3 separate regions of the Homo sapiens genome follow, and regions 2 and 3 are each linked to region 1. The links are chromatin loops, found by intact Hi-C in ENCODE. Cell type or tissue: endothelial cell of umbilical vein. All regions are shown on one strand. Each heading gives the region's core, and the rest is flanking DNA. Links, peaks and the distances in the headings are about the cores only. Region 1 overlaps AGK (acylglycerol kinase). Region 2 has its middle 100 kb from the start of PRSS58. Region 3 has its middle 4.3 kb from the start of TAS2R5.

The links. Peaks named below come from ENCODE experiments on the same cell type or tissue, not always from the same donor. Only the 100,000 strongest peaks of a DNase experiment are listed, where the experiment ranks them.
Region 2: it touches region 1 in a loop (4-fold over the local background); 2 of 110 quality-filtered maps call a loop at or near these places.
Region 3: it touches region 1 in a loop (15-fold over the local background); 31 of 110 quality-filtered maps call a loop at or near these places.

Annotation. Positions count from the first base shown.
Region 1 is chr7:141,652,470-141,658,017 of GRCh38, reverse strand. AGK (acylglycerol kinase) reads right to left here. Exons shown (of 16, transcript NM_018238.4): 16 at 2,774-5,231. The coding sequence ends at 5,094. It overlaps DENND11 (DENN domain containing 11), which reads left to right. Exons shown (of 9, transcript NM_001080392.2): 9 at 1-1,290. Among named protein-coding and RNA genes, the nearest start is that of DENND11, 47 kb to the left of the region's middle. In endothelial cell of umbilical vein, for the core only: a CTCF peak has its summit at 3,377 (motif pointing left); a DNase peak (open chromatin) is centred at 3,357; H3K27ac peaks cover 613 bases.
Region 2 is chr7:142,355,227-142,360,774 of GRCh38, reverse strand. It overlaps TRB and the pseudogene TRBV8-1. Among named protein-coding and RNA genes, the nearest start is that of PRSS58, 100 kb to the right of the region's middle. In endothelial cell of umbilical vein, for the core only: a CTCF peak has its summit at 2,705 (motif pointing left); a DNase peak (open chromatin) is centred at 2,694.
Region 3 is chr7:141,783,173-141,788,720 of GRCh38, reverse strand. It overlaps the pseudogene TAS2R6P. Among named protein-coding and RNA genes, the nearest start is that of TAS2R5, 4.3 kb to the left of the region's middle. In endothelial cell of umbilical vein, for the core only: a CTCF peak has its summit at 2,597 (motif pointing right); a DNase peak (open chromatin) is centred at 2,600; H3K27ac peaks cover 985 bases.

The sequences.
Region 1 (5,548 bases), core at 288-5,287:
CTTTAGGAGGCAGACTTGACAGTCCTAGGAAGGTTGACATAAAAATACCAACCTTCAGTAAAGCTCTAGTACAAAAAAGGGTAAATGTCATCATTCTTATTTTTAGGCCTCTTTCTTGAGAGAGGTGGGAGTGGGAGGTAGTGTTATAACTGGCACTTTAATTTGTTTTTGGAACTAGAATTTAGGGGCAGTTGGATGAAATTGCAAATTTAGAAGGGGAATAAGAATTTTCTAGTGCTATATAAAGAAATGATGATGGAGACAAAAGCCTTGCTTTCCTCTTTTTAGAATTTATTTTCGATTTTTAGCATACTGTGGGGCTTTTAGAGCTAATATGATCTAAATTCAGAAAATTTAATTTTCATAGTAGGCCAGGTGTGAATTACTTATGTTTGCTATAGAATGCTTATTTAGACTAACAATAAATTTACTTTGCTTTCTAAGGCCAGTCAGCGAATGTGGGGATGAGGCAGGATGTTTTAAATGAGCCAGAGATGATCCACAAAGTGAACAGTCGACACAGAGGTCTTTGAGTTGGATGGTTGCAAATATATTGACATTAGAGTGAAAACTCCTTCCTTTGGGTAAACTAAAGAAAGATAAAGTATACTAAAAAATTTTAAGATGGTGTTATACAAAAAAAAGTTTGGGTCTAACGTGTCCACAAAGACTGTCAAGTGAAGAATGGTGGAGATTCTTGGTGTTTGAGCAGCCAACCTGGATGAGTGACTTCAGGGACAGAGCAGAGGAAAGCAAAATGAATTTCCTTTATTTACCCAAAACTTGTTGACTGAATTTTTGTATAGGTCCGGGAAAATAAGCCTAAACAAATAGTTGTAGCCTTAGAAAAACTGTTTTCCCATTTCTTTCTGAGTTAGAATCAGCATAGCCTCCCTGTCGCCTTAAATGTAAAAATCCTATTTTGATTAATACCCCAGCCTAAGAGTTATAGCAATACGAGAGACTGAATCTATTTTTGTTTCGGGTCTTTACCTCATAGTATGAAATTAGTAAGACACTGCATAGATTTTGCCCTGAATACTGGTGTGCCCAGGTATGCCGTGCTCTCTCTCTGTTTCCAGTGGTGGTAATTTTAAGGCCTAAAGAAAGCTGGGGTTAATCCTGAAGCTAAAAGTAAATGTTTCTTGAATTGATTTTGTTCTGTGGTACAAATAACATCTATGAATATCATATCTGTATATATCTGAACCAAGTTGTGTGCAGAGAGGTTGATATAACTATATTTACAGAAAATGATTTTTACAATTAAAGTTCACATTTTAACATGAACGTGCGTGCTGCAATCCCTTCTCCAGTCCGAGAAATGTGGTTTGTGGTAGGAAGGAATGGTGGCCTACTCCATGAGCAGAGCCTGTGGGGGCTGAACCTGACTTCACTTACAGTGATGATGGAGGAGATTGGGGAGCTGCTACCTGTCCTTCTAGAAGCCACGGTCTGGACAAACTTTCTCCAGGTAATGGGAAACAAAGTTGGGAATAACTGCGCCACCCAGAAGAGCCAGGGCTGTGTACCCTTAATTACATCAGGAAACTTCTAGAATCCCACAGAGACCACCACCCTTTTACTTTACAAACTCTCTTATCAAAGTTCAGTTTAAAACTTTATGTACTTGATATATATTTGGTATATGTGTATATTCTAAACTTTTATTTCATTTTTAACCTCTTGGGGAGTTACAGTATGTATTTAGAACCGGTATAGAGTACATTGCTATCGGTGGCTCTGTAAATCAAATGGCCTGGATTCAAAGTCAGGTTCCTATTTTCTGTGCTATGTAACCATATATTATTACAGGCTGAGTATCCCTTATTCGAAATGCTTGGGACTTAGAAGTATTTTCAGATTTCAGATGTTTTAGGATTTTAGAATCTTTGCATTATAAATCCAAAATCCAAAATGTTCCACTGGGCACTTCCTTTAAGGATCATGGTGGCACTCAAAAACTTTCGGATTTTGGAGCATTTCAGATTTCGCCTTTTCAGATTAGGGATGCTCAACCTGTAGCTACTTCCTAGGGTTGTTGTGAGAACTGATGCATCAGTTACATATGTGAAGCACTGGCACTTAGGAAATATAACTGCATCCAGATATGTGCAAAACAGCTGTGAGGGAAAGGAAAAAAGCTTTATTTAAAACCCTATCTTAATAGAAAGCAACTACGGTTTTTTTTTTTTTTTTTTTTTTTTGAGACGGAGTCTTGCTCTGTCACCCAGGCTGGAGTGCAGAGTGGTGCGATCCCGGCTCACTGCAACCTCTGCCTCCCGGGTTCAAGCGATTCTCCTGCCTCAGCCTCCAGAGTAGCTGGGACTACAGGCACATGCCACCATGCCCAGCTAATTTTTGTATTTTTAGTAGAGATGGGATTTCACCACGTTGGCCAGGCTGGTCTCGAGCTCCTGACCTCAGGTGATCCACCTTCCTTGGCCTCCCAAAGTGCTGGGATTAATCTTTGCATTTGAGTGAAATTAATCTGTCAAAAAGTTTGTACTAAACAATCACCTGGGAAGGGTGGCCGACTTCCCAATGCAGATTCCTGGGCCCCATCCCCAAATTGGGTTATTAGGATCTCCTCCAGATAGCTCAGCATTCCAGCTTTGGCTGACAAGCCTCACTCAGCTGACTCTCTTTTAGTTGCACTATTAAACGTCTTCCATGCAGGCTTTATAGGGAAGGACAAGGCAAAGAACAAAGCAGTCAACAATAAGGAAACCAAGCCCTCACAGGAAAGAAAGCCTGAATCAAGAAAACAAAGTTTGAAACAAGGCATATTTATATTTAAAAATGAATAAGATTCTAAAGTGGCTTCCATATCCTTCCCTAATTATATGTACCATTATGATTAGAACCACAAAATGAGCACACATAAACACACACTGGTAGCCTATCAGAAAAGAAAGCCAGATTCTGCACTGGTCCTTGATATTGTTACAGAACCACGATATGCTAAATGCTCTCAGCTCAGGTGAAAACTTTTGTTTTCATATACTACAGCATCCTTCCTCCCTACCTGTGGGTGGTATGGGATGAGTGATCTTTATGCTGATGTTTGGAACCGTCTGTTATGTTTTTGCCAAAAGCAGAAATTTTACCACCCTGAAGAATACAGTATGAAATAAGAAAGCCTTCCTTTTTGTGATCTTCATTCATGGACTTTTCATAGCTGTTCTGTAATCTACTAAAGCATTGGTCTCTCTCCATGGGATGTGTGGGCATGGTGTATGTATCTTAAAAGGGATCTGCCTGAGAGAGAGCCTGTAGCTAAGGCCTGCCAGCTCTGCTTCCTCCCCTTCCCCCTCGCAATCCTCCCTCATTGATCTATCTTCCTGTGGTGCACTGCCCCCTAGAGTGTAAGAACCTCAGGGCCACTGAACAAAGGAAAATGTCAGCGATAGTAAAAGTAAATGGTGCTAATGACTGGCTGGCAAAGCCATGGTAAATCAGGTGGATTTCAGTTCTCTGCTTTCAACAGACTAAAGGAGAATCTAATCAAGTTGTTTGTTAGTTGATAGATCATCATTAATAATTCTTGATGATAGAGCACTGTGATCTTTGTCAAAATGCCAAAGGAATCCAAAGAACTGTAAAAACATTGTTAACGTAATTCTATTCCATCGAATTTATGTGCTTACATCTATACAGAAACAAGGAATACAGCTGAGGTTGAACCCCATCTCAGCTGTAAATCACATTCATGTATTCTTGGATAAATGAACTAATTAGGATAAAGAACATTCTAATAAAAAAACTTTTAATCATCCAAGAATTAATACCGTTTTCATTATATACCAATAATTAATTACGATAATATTGGTTCTGGACTGAGATAACAAACAAACACTTAAAGCAAGAGCTAAAAAAAAAATTTCCATTTATATTTTTTGTTGACAAGAAGTAATGGGGTGAATGATTAAAAGATGTCGGGCATAATAGATTACATTATGATAGGATTCTTGGCTGAAAAGTGGTATGGAAATACAGAAGGAGAAAAGCCAATTTGAAATGTTTAACTACTAAAGAACTAGCTCATTTATTTTTATAAATGAATGAAGGGTGTCAAATTGTTGTGATATTTAAATTGTACTGGATATGTTTAAAATAGTGATGTAACAGTTTTTATTTTAAAATACCAATATTTACACGACACCAGCAAATACATACTTTGTCAACTATTTAACTTCCCATGAAAAATTTTAGATACCAACTTAGATAAAATTTTAGATATCAACTTAGATGGGTGAGGGTATACATGATTTTTCAAAATACTTTTGGGGGCACATGAGCAGAATACTTTGTGGACTACTGCTTTAAAACACGATTTCTCCAAGTACAGTTGAGGGACAACTTACAGAATCACCTGGGAAGGGCAGATGACTTTTTAAAAATGCATATTCCTGGGCCCCATCCCCAAATTTGGGTTATTAGGTTTGGGGTAGACCCCAAATAAGTTTTCAACATGTACCCCAGGTGGCTCTCATGCAAACCATTTAGGAAGCACTACTTAAAAAAATAAATAAAAACTAGCATTTTCCGGTATTGTAGCCGTGGCTGAAGAGGGAAACAACCTCACATATGTTTCTGGACTGAGGTTAGAACTGAAATAAAAGCTAAACAGGAGCCGGAGCTCACAAAATAGCAGCACCTGTGGAGGAGCCTAGACATAGGAAAAGGTCACCAGGGCAGGAATGCACTTTCCTGGAATTCCTAGCACGGTCAAAGAAGAGAAATGGAAGGGCCTAGGCAGGCTAAGCCCACCGTGGGCTCTCCACTGTGGTTGCACTTTGGAAGAAAACAGAAGAAAGTCCTTTTCCGTCTTGAACCAGCCTGAGGAAAGTCCGTGTTTAGGAGGGCCAACCGTCACACCAAAATAAAACATGCGCTAATGGAAGCCGATTGCAAAGCAGGTGACAGAGCACACTTTGGGAAGCACTGCTGGAGTGGGGGCAGAGGGGTACTTGCCATGAAAATGCCCTGGGGACCCTCTGACGACACTGTTGGGATGGCTGAGGCACCTGTTCCCTTTTGGTCCCACCGGTGGCCTAAAGTGTGGTCTCAGAGTGCTTGTCTTCTGCTGCTCACTGGGTGGGGCTTGTGAGCATCTGTTCTCTCTTCCTAGGATCACAGAAGAACTGCAGCTTCCTGGGGAGCAGTTTCACCTCCACAGGCATCGCTTCATACTCCTCACTGTCAATGCTAAAAGAGCCCCCTGCTCCCTGGGGAGAAGAGAATATTCAGAACAGCTCAAACACATCAGTGGCCTACTGGAGTTGGAGGTCTCACAGCAGCACCAGAAGAAGTTCATTATGGAAAACAACATCCTCTCTTGAGGAGCTATCCTAATGTTCTTTTACAAAAAAAAATTCAGTGCCTACTACGATGGGCACAGTGCTGGTTCTGGAAACATCCTAATTCTACCATCCATGAAAAAGGATTTATTTTCTTTTTTTGGCCCCTATCTCCTCCCAGAGTATTTTGGGATTTGAACAACATGGTTATAATTTTCAAATATGTATTAAAAGGCAAGGGTCCT
Region 2 (5,548 bases), core at 420-5,419, 700 kb before region 1:
AAAACAAGTTCTTAGAGACCTACAGACACGTAGAAAACCACACAACAATACTGGAAGAGTTCAACACTCAGTATTAGATTGTCAAGGCAGAAAACTAACAAAGATATTCATAAACTAAACTCAACATTTGACTAAGTGGTCCTAACAGACATCTACAGAACACTCCACCCAATAACAGCATAATACACATTCTTCTCATCTACACATGGCACATACTCTGAAATCAACCACATGATTGGACACAGACTAATTGTAAACAAATTATAAAAAAAACTGAAATCATGTCAACCATACTCTTGGACCACAGCACAAAAAAAATAGAAATCAAGAGTTATAAGATCTCTCAAAATCATACAATTACATGGAAATTAAACAATCTGCTAGTGAATGACTTGGGTAAGCCATAAAATGAAGGTAGAAAACAAGACATTCTTTGGCACTAATGAAAACCAAGATTAAATATACTAGAATCTCTGGGACACAGCTATAGCAGTGTTAGGAGTATTGTTTACAGAACGAAACACCCACATAAACAAGTTAGAGAGATCTCACATTAGCAACCTACCACCACACTTAGAGGACATAGTAAAACAAGAACAAATAATCCCAAAGCTAGCAAAAAAAAAAAAAAAATTAGCATCAAAATGAGATCAGCTGACAAGGCGGCTGGGAAACAACTGAGGATCAGTGGCCGAAAGAAAGCTGTCGACAAAGAAAAACTTAAAAAAAAAAACAAACCACACATGGTTGAAATTATTCCAAGAATCGTGAACTGTTACACATTTCACAATTTGGGAATTGGGCATTCATCATTCTCACAATTTAGCCTTTTATTCTGGTCTTCAGCAAAGTGGCCAATTGGTGAACTGATTTTTTTGCCAAGCAAGGAGCCTGCCCGCCTTTATGGCAGCCTCACAGAGGGGTATTGGGCACAGCGTAGACACAGGAGGGGTCACTGCATTTGGGGTTTGCACTTCCTGTGAAGGCCAGCTGTGTACCTCCCAGTCCTGGAGTTAATGGATCTCATCTTAAGGAACCCTGCTCATGTGTGTGAGCTTCAACCTGCACGTTCTAAAGAGGAATAAACGCTAGAGGAAAATAAAACGTTTGATCATTATTATTCTGTAATATTTTACAATAAAAACGACAAGCTCATGGATTTTAATCCAAGCCAAAGTAATGGTAAGAATTAAGTTCCTTCCTTAAGATACCCTCAGAAGGCTCAAACACTGCTCTATGCTCAGAGGTAATAAGTAGAGGCTTAGCTGATAATCTCTACATAATAATTTCACTAGTTGATCATCGTCAGGTATAATGGCACTATGCGATGGATCTACTAACATTTCCTATAAGTAGATTGTTTATTTAGGTCTTTTATAAATTGTTTTCAATACTTTTTGTAGTGTTTGGTATCCATTGGCATCCAGGCCAAGGTGATGTTCTTTGTACCACTTGTAGACTTGTAGAATCCCAGATCACTCAAGCAGGTTAAAGCTGCCCAGCTGCTTTCTGTTTTTTTTTCTTTTCTCTCATAAAGAAAATGAGACACAAATTTCATTTTGGGAGCTACTATTCCTATTTTACGCAACTGCCAGAATATTCTGAATTGAGTAAAATAACATTAAGTGTTGTTTGCATTCGTGCATCCACATCACAGTGATGGACCTCAGCTCACACTGAAGTTCCTGCTGCAGGAGGATGCACAGACTGGGAGCCCATTGCTGGGACATCTGAGAAGAGCTTCAAAAAAGGCATCTTTATCTCCTGGTTGAGATAGAGGCCTTGGGAAGGAGTGCCCACCTCCAGCCTGTGGCTGCCCTTTTTTGTGCAGAGAGCAGCTGGCTGTGCAGGGCTGCGGATGCACTGCCACAGAGGTACAGAGGTCTGGCTGGTGCTAGTAGACTCCAGGGTTGAGGGAAAATGCTTGAGCTTGTTTCCAGAGACATTGTACCCTTCCTTGGCACCGCCTTTGGTCATGCTGCCAATACTACCTGAATAATGGATCAGCCTCAGCCCCTATTCTTGGTCTTATTGATAACAGAACACTGAATAATGGTTCCTAATCTGAGCAAATTTCAGGATGATCTTTTTCCCTGTGTGTCTGTGATATCTTGGTATCTGGCTGATCCCTGCCTCCATGGGGGCTGTGGGAGAGGCAGGCAGAAAGTGAGGACAAGGCTTCAGAAGTGGCAGGACTCTGCAGAGGAAAGGGGAAAAAAAGGCTTGGAGCCTAGACTTTGGAAACGTGTGAAAGGTGGGCCTGTTGTGTTACTCCCCATGCCTACAGAGTTCACCTAGTCTGGGGCATTCTGACTGGGCTCAGGCAGGATCCACCTACTCTCATGGAGGCTGTTGCCTGGTGAGAGCTGCAGGGAAGATGGGGTGCAGCAGAGACGCACTGGGCTTAAGCCACAGCCCACCCCTCACTTTCCCATTTTCCTCTGAGATAGTTGCTCCTCTGTCTGCACCTGCCCTTGACACCAAGGCTGCCAGGCCAAACTTCTTCAACTGTGGATCTCATTAAAGATTAGAGGTATTTCCTGTATGTTGTATAACTGTAGGTAGTCTAGCAATAACTGAAAACTGCTGCAACATCTGCATGATATTGGATGCCAGCCCTGATTTTTCTTAACCCTTTCCTTCCTAGGCTGCTCTCCCAGGCTCTCCCCAGAGTCTCTTAGAGCCCAGTGGACCACAGTGCCATCTTGTGGCCAATAAGTGAAATTTCATCATTGCTTTTGCAAGGGAAATGGCCCAAGGGATGCTGGGAAGTGTCTGCAGAGGGAGCCGGGAGACTATTCCAGAAGTGCCATCCTGCAGGTTTTACAAGCAACTTCTCTGAACCCCGATCCCAACATTAGTTTTAACCCTGACTGTTCCTTTGAGTTATCAAGCTTAATATCCCACCCTCATTCTAAATAATTCTTACCCCATAGCTGCAGTTACAGTCTCACTGACATTTTCTCCCTTAAAACTATCTAAAGAGAGAGGAATAGAATAGGAAGAATAGAAGGAAATAATATTTACCCTAAAGTAGGAAGAAAACACAGAAAGTGAAGTGTAACGTAATTTCATTTCCATTACCAAAGATAAACAAATATGTCCCCCCAAATGACAATGGTACCATAAAAATAAAGATTAGCAAAAGTCTAGGCAGATAATGTGATTACCTTCAAGATGGGGTCAGATATGTGTTAATAAAAAGTAAAACTGGGATATAAAAAATAGGATCCCTTGGTCAGGCGTAGTGGCTTCTGCCTGCAATCCCAGCACTTTGGGAGGCCAAGGCGGGCGGATCACGAGGTCAGGAGATAGAGACCATCCTGGCTAACACGGTGAAACCCCGTCTCTATACTAAAAAATACAGAAAATCATCCGGGCGTGGTGGCGGGCGCCTGTAGTCCCAGCTACTCGCTACTCGGGAGGCTGAGGCAGGAGAATGGCGTGAACCCGGAAGGCAGAGCTTGTAGTGAGCCGAGATTGCGCCACTGCACTCCAGCCTGGGCGACAGAGTGAGACTCTGTCTGGGGGCGGGGGGTAAAGGATCCCTTGCAAGGCAATAAGCAATCATGGAGGGAGCAGTATCTAATGGGAAAATAAGGATGGATATAATTAAGACCAGCAAAAGGTCTGCTACAGTAAAAGAATAGCTTGTGCAATGCACATGTGCTGATCTGAGCAGCAGAGAGGGAGGAGATGATTCTGGAAGAGGTAGAGGAGTGGTGTGAGATGACGGTACGCTGCTGCAAAATAGTATCATAAGGAAGCAAATCAGCCAGGGAACTGGGGATTATATGACCTTTCTATCCACTATCTTCTGTGACAGACCAGATGAACCATTTCCCTTTCCAATGACTTGCTCTACAGTCCTTGCTCCGTCCCAGTTAAAGGCTCCCGGAATTTCTGCTCCTCAGGTTCCCATGGACCAACTCATTCCTTCGTCGTTGAGCAGAGTCTAAAGGGGAGGTCATCTCTTCGTGCCCTGAAGTCCCAGAGTAGCTGGTATAGTCCTCTCTTGTGGCTTGATCACAGGCCCCCAACTCTGTGCCTTTCATTTCCAGTAGACTGAAAGTTAGGTGTGAGTAATGAACCTTGAACAATGCCTTTATCAGAGGGCATGTAAGTGACTGCTTTCAGAATCATTGCTGTTTCTTTCACTGCCTCAGATTATATCTGAACAGAAAAGATGCACAATGGGAATGATTTCTTAAATTAATTTAACCACAAAAATCTTTCAAAGTTCCATAAATAATGCAACCAAAATAATTGCTCTCCTAAATGGTGACATTGTAGAGTGAAACAAAAAGCAAATAAAATTATGTCAAGTATTTGAGAGGAACCTCTGAAACCCAATCCTTCTTATACAAACATCATCGTATGGCCTCCCTCTACCTGAGAGACAGCAGAGCCACACCCATGCCCTGCACCTGGCAGGAAAGCCTTGCTGGAGCCTGTGGGGAGCTGGCGAGGAGGAGACGTGGTGATTCTGCCCCAGAGCAGAGATTCTCTGGGAGCTCTGGATGACCTCCAGGGACTGAGATGGACGGGGGCTGTACTATATATTGGAGAGGAGGACATTTAGGTAGTGTGATCTTTTTGACCTCTCAGCTGGAAATAGATCCAAGGTCATTGGTGACTGGTGTGGAACTGCTTAGTTTCCAAAGCAAATTAGTCCATGCCCAAGGGTGTGTCTGTGCCACTGAAGAATTGTCTGACTCTAAAGTGGTTCACGGCCCAGAGCTGCTGCTTGCCCCATCTCTGTTCCCAATGACTGCAGCATCTACATATTCCATGCAAGGAAGGATAATTTGAAAATAATAAACTGGTTCACTGTATCCTTTAGCTACATTCAAAATAGTTGTCAAGTTGTGGACTGACATGCTTACAGGAGACACAGACCCACAAAGTGAGGGAATTTGGAGATTGAATAGAAATAGTGTCAGGTGAGGTTATTTTAGATTATGGTTTCTAAAAGCAAGAACAGAGAGGAGGTGAATTCGGAGTCCTTTTGGCCCCACAAGACATGACGACATAACAGGGACATCACTGTCTCAGAAAACATTCCAGTGATGTGCTGGTACACTGAGTGTCTGTGGAGGTGGGCACATGCCTAGTAGTACTTACCAATTTCTGTTGTATCAACACAGGCACTATGGTGGATTTCAAGCTGTCAACATGGCTTCACTGAATGGGGAGCTGGGAAGAGTGTGCCTATTTGTCTCTCGTGAGTCAGAAAAGTTGGCTCCAGCACATCAATTGACTCAGAAGCCCAACTTTCAAAGCTCTTCAGTGCTTAATACTCAACTCCTAGAAATGAGGCATCAGCAACGATAGCAAAGCCCATTGTTTTTGTAATAGGATGAGAGTGTGACCCTGGGTCTTCGAGTGGACAAAGGGAAGTTTGAGCCCAGAAAGGATTGATGAGTTCTCTGAAGTTGCTGAGAGCACAGAGCTCTCAGGGTTGTGCTGGCTGGTTTGGAAACTTCTAGACTTTGATTTGAAATACTTTTATTGACGTGCTCCTTTTTTAACTCAAAGAGATTAGTTA
Region 3 (5,548 bases), core at 376-5,375, 130 kb before region 1:
TTTTTCTAAAATCTACAGTTATTTTTACTGTTGTCAGTGATACAGTTAAGGGCCTGATTAGATCCTTCTTCCAAGTCATGGCCTCTAGGATTTCCATGTACATATCATCTCCTACAGAATTCTCTGACAAGTCTGATTCCTCATAACCATTACAATAGACGGAAATGAAGTATAAACAGCCATGAGTGTTGCAGAGATGGCAAGAATGGTGAGATCAGAGGGAGATTAGAAGGTCATGGAAAAGTGTCTGGCCAAGGCAGAAACCATGTAAAGGGGGAAGTTCAGAGCGATGAGCACCTTGGTTTGAGCCTCCTCCTGACAGCTGTGTGGTCCTCCATCTTCCTGTGATGTCTTTACAAAAAGACAAGTGGAACAGAAACATCACAAATAGCAATCAGTCTCCTTCACTGGACAGCAATCTATAAAAATAACAGATTTAAAATGGGATGCAGGATGTTGCTGTTTCCTGTTAAGGGTTTTTAAAGGGTCCAGCCAACAAGAGCTGAGAAATAAAAAGTGATCTTGAAAGACACTAGCAAAAAACAAAAACCCAGTCTTTTCAGCTACAAGAAGTCAGCGGGACAAAGGTCATGATCTCCATGCAGCAGAAGCCACTGAAGAAAGTGGCAAACTACATGTTGGCCTGGCTTACCAGGACTCGAAGACATTAAGATAGTAAAGCCAACCACTGCTCTGGGAAAGTGGAAACAGACTTATGTCCAACATGATCGGCCTGAGTAGGAGAAAGTGGCTACTTACCAGAATCATGAGAATTTATAGGGACTCCTTACATTTTTTTGACCCATCCTCTAAAACTGCAGACCACAGGGACTCCATTTCCAACCAGGCCAATGAGAAATTCAGCCCCTGCAATGGGCATCAGCAATCCTAGGGCAGCCGCCAACATGGCTGGGGAGGGGAGGGTCTCTCTGCTGAATCAGGAGGTGCCCTGCTTCAGTGCTGATGAACACGTACTGCTGCTGGCTGTGTCAGAATCCCTGGGGACGGTATCAGTATTATGGCAGAGCATTTCACTTCTCACCACTCAGTTTTGTTACTGTCTGAAATCCCTTCTCTGGTAAAGATGTTACAGCTGTGACCAGAAGAAACGTTCTTGAAGGTAACGGTCCCACCGTCACTTACATCTACCTGACACTGGCCTGGGATCTGACATTAGGTACAGAGACACAATTACAGAATGGCCTTCCGAAGGAAAGAACTAAAATCCAGACAGCCTAGAGCACAGTCTCCTGAAATCCTACTTCCACCCGACCTAACTCCACAAAACCTAAGTAAGACAGTCTGAGAATTTAACAGTGGCAAATGCAAGGTACCTCATGTTATAAAAAGGGAAAGCATGGGCCGGGCGCGGTGGCTCACGCCTATAATCCCAGCACTTCGGGAGGCCGAGGCGGGTGGATCACTTGAGGTTAGAAATTCGAGACCAGCCTGGCCAACATGGTGAAACCCCATCTCTACTGAAAATACAAAAATTAGCCGGGCATGGTGGCACACACCTGTAGTCCCAGCTACTCAGGAGGCTGAGGCAGGAGAATCACTTGAACCCGAGAGGTGGAGATTGCAGTGAGCCGAGATCATGCCATTGCACTCTAGTCTGGGCAACAGAGAGAGACTCCGTCTCAAAAAAAAAAAAAAAAAAAAAAAAAGGGAAAGCATGACATTTATCAATTATTTAACCAATATTTATTAATGACTACTATGTGCCAGTCCACTGTTCCAAGCTCTTGGGATACAATGGAAAGAAACAAAGTTGCTGCTCTCATGCAGCTTATGTTCTGGTGGGTGAGGCAAATAATTAATGGTTTCAATATGTTTGAAATTTGAATATATAAACATGAGAGCCATATTTACACCTATGCAAAGGCTTACTGCAATGACAATGAAAACAAAGGGAAGGATAGGGTGAGCAAACAAGCAAAAACAAGGAGAAGACAGGATAAATATCAACTGCTGAATAATAAATTCTAGGAGAGGTGAGGCAGGAGAGAAATCTGTGAACCACGGCTGCTACTTCATCTCCACACAGAACTGTTCAGCCTATCGGCATCCACACCAAGAGCTGCAATGAAGGGGTGTATGTGGAGAGTAACAGCCTCAGTGCCATCCTCTTTACCAGAGTAACACTATGGTTTTTAATTTTGACACAACCAAAATGTGTCTGCCATAATACTACCATAATTCTTTCTACCAAAGTCTCTTGCATTCATGCTCCTATTCCCCACTGTTCTGAGCCCTCAGCTACTTTAGCAGTACCTGAACCAAGAAAAGAAAGCTGATGAAACATCAAGCGGGATGCAAGCATCCAAAGAGACGCTCATAGGGGCAAGTTATGGCTTTACACTCAGCGTCAACAGAGCAGTCTATAATAAGAATATTAAAAAGAATGAAACAAAGAACAAGCATTGGTTTCCAAAACCTGGCACTTTCCCCCAAAAAATCACCCTGTCCTGCTACCAGACTCAGTACAGTTCCATCTTCCATCCCCTATTCTACATCTCTCTTGCAAACCTGTATTCCTGTACTCAAGACTTTTTAAAATGCTTCTCAGAATTGTGCCTATATTGCCACTAGATGGCGTCAAGGCAACGCCTCTGTAGAAGCTGTTGACCTAAGTATACAAATTCCCTTAATGAGCTGAATTAGTTCAGATATTCAGAAACTGAACAGATCAAGCATGTTTTTAATAACCATGTGTAACAGGAACACAATTTATAAATGTACACAAATTCATAGTCTTGCCAGCTTCCTTCCTCACAAAATATGAGGAAGAGGAGTCTTGCTCACCAGTCATTGCGGCCTCTTTGGTGCCGCAATTTAGGCGTTCGGAGGGAGGAGGAAGCACAAACTACACCACTGAGGCTGGCTGCTGTGTGCAGCAAAGATCACAACCCCGAGGAAGAAAATGACCAGCATCGGCAACGTTATTCAGGGCAGGAAAGTGAATAGAGTAAAAGCGGGCTAGTGAGGGGACTGCAGATGAAAGAGGGGGAGTTATTTTTTTATTATTTTATTTATTTATTTATTTTGAGACGGAGTCTCGCTCTGTCGCCCAGGCTGGAGTGCAGTGGCGCGATCTCGGCTCACCTGCAAGCTCCGCCTCCCGGGTTCATGCCATTCTCCTGCCTCAGCCTCCCGAGTAGCTGGGACTACAGGTGCCCGCCACCACGCCCAGCTAAGTTTTTGTATTTTTTAGTAGAGACGGGGTTTCACGGTGTTAGCCAGGATGGTCTTGATCTCCTGACCTCGTGATCCACCCGCCTCGGCCTCCCAAAGTGCTGGGATTACAGGCTGAGCCATCGCGCCCGGCCCAGGGAGTTATTTTTGTGTGCTTTTATGAATACGAAATTTGGAGGGCTGAGAATTTTTAACTATAGCAGGCAAAATGTGGGGAACCCTCCAGGAGGTGCACATAATTTCCCTCCCTCTGAGTTTGTACTGGACATGACTTGCTCCCAAGGAACAAAGTGTGAAAATGGGGGAAAAAATAGTAACTTTACAATGTTCCTGGCAGACACCACCTTCACCGAGTGATCAAGGTTAACATCACCAGTGACCAGTGATGTTAATATCACAGAACTCCTAACGTGATGAGTAGGGCACTTTACCTCAGTCTAACAGAGAAAAATATCAGACAAACCCAAACTGAGGGACATTCTACAAAATGCCTGAATAGTAATCTTTAAAACTGGCAAGGTAATTTTAAATAGAGCTGAGAAACTGACACAGACTAGAGACACTAAATGCAACTGTACCATGGTTATGGTAAGATATAAATATTAGCAGAAACTGGGTGAGGATGATATTTGAACTCTCTATACTCATTCTGCAACTTTTCTATAAAATATTAGAAAATAAAATGAAATAAAACATTTTAAAAATTTAAATAAAACTCAGATATAATAATTACATTTTTAGCATTTAGCAATGAGAATTGTGCGTATCCAGAAGACACTGAGGTGTTCCCATAATATTGCAAAATCACGCTAAGGAAAGGGTCAAGCAGCACAGGCTACAGACGGGGCTTTCTGGGTGTCTGCCCATCCAAGGCAAAGAGTTCACATGTTCATGCTAGTACCAGCTCTCAATGGGACACAGGACTCAAGATTAGCTGTTAGATTAGCTTTCTGTTAGATAGCTTTCTGTTAGATAGCTTTCTGTTAGATAGCTTTCTGTTAGGCCTCAAGATTAGCTTTCTGTTAGATGTATTAATCAATGGGGCACTTGTGGCCATGCAGAGAAAGGCAATGTGTTTGAAGTTGGACAGATTTGGGGGTGCTCCCAACTCAACCACTTCTTGTCCTTAGACAAGCCAATTAACCCCTCTGAGCTTCAGTGTCCCCTCTATAAAATGATGATGATAATGTTACGTCACAGAGCTATCGTGATGATAAAACGAATGACCCAGCCTGTTGCTTCCCAAATAGTCTAATTACTGTTATTTTTCTTTCCTTCCCTGGTGATTTCTCTCCCTAACTACTACTTTCAATAAAGTCAGAAAGCACCTGAAGTCTGTTATTCACAGTATGCAAATCCAGGATGAACTGAGCTACTGATTCTAGACACAGGTGTCCAGTTCTGCACAATTCCAGAATGTCTGGAAAGCATGAATAAAGATGAGAGACTGATTAATCCAGACCTTTAAAACACATAGAAGTCAAAGATGTAAAGGGGTGGGTAGGAGTTAGGAGAGGTCTTTTCTGAGTAATATCAATGTTTAGCTATTTCTTCTCTTGAGGTACCTGGAGTTCAGATCATTATAACCACAGTCATTGTCCCATCTGTGAAAGCAGCAAAATTGAGACAAATAATTTTTCCATATTTAAAATAGGTCAGAAATGTTGTCAGGCCAATCAAGTATGCACCTGTGTTTAGATATCTCATTTGCAAGCTAGCTGTGCACACACTCAGTCATTTGCCCAGGGCTCCTGGCTCCTTCCTGCTGACTCAAGGCAGAGTTACAGTCACCCCATTTCCCAGACCCCATATATCCAAATAGACAACACAGAGGACAATCATACCGTGGTGAAGTGATGTTGACCTCACACCTCTGCCAGGCATGGGGAGGAGGGTGTACAGACTGCACCCCTCCTCCTGCTGTTGACCTTACCCTCATGTCTCCCCTTTCCTCTCCTCTTCTCCCACCCCCATTAACCCGTATCACTCTCTTGTTAATTTCTATGCCAGGCAAATTATTATACAAACATGGAATTTATTTTCACACTTTTTTCCTCATGGAGTAAAACTGGCCTTGGCTCTTCTCTTAGAAGGAGAAATAAATTTATACCTGTGCCTTCCCTTAGACCACAATATCCAAATCCCTAGGGAGTTTTGTCAAATTCCACTTCCCCCTTCCACTCCCACACCCAGAATGAATGAAGACACGTATATTTTAAATAGAGCTGAGAAACCCACACAGACTGTATATAAAATGTGAAAAATAAAAATTCCCAATGGACTCTGACATATTCTCACCCTCCCAGCGCTCTTTGAGAACCAGTGAACTAGAGTAGATGATCCATCTCCAGCT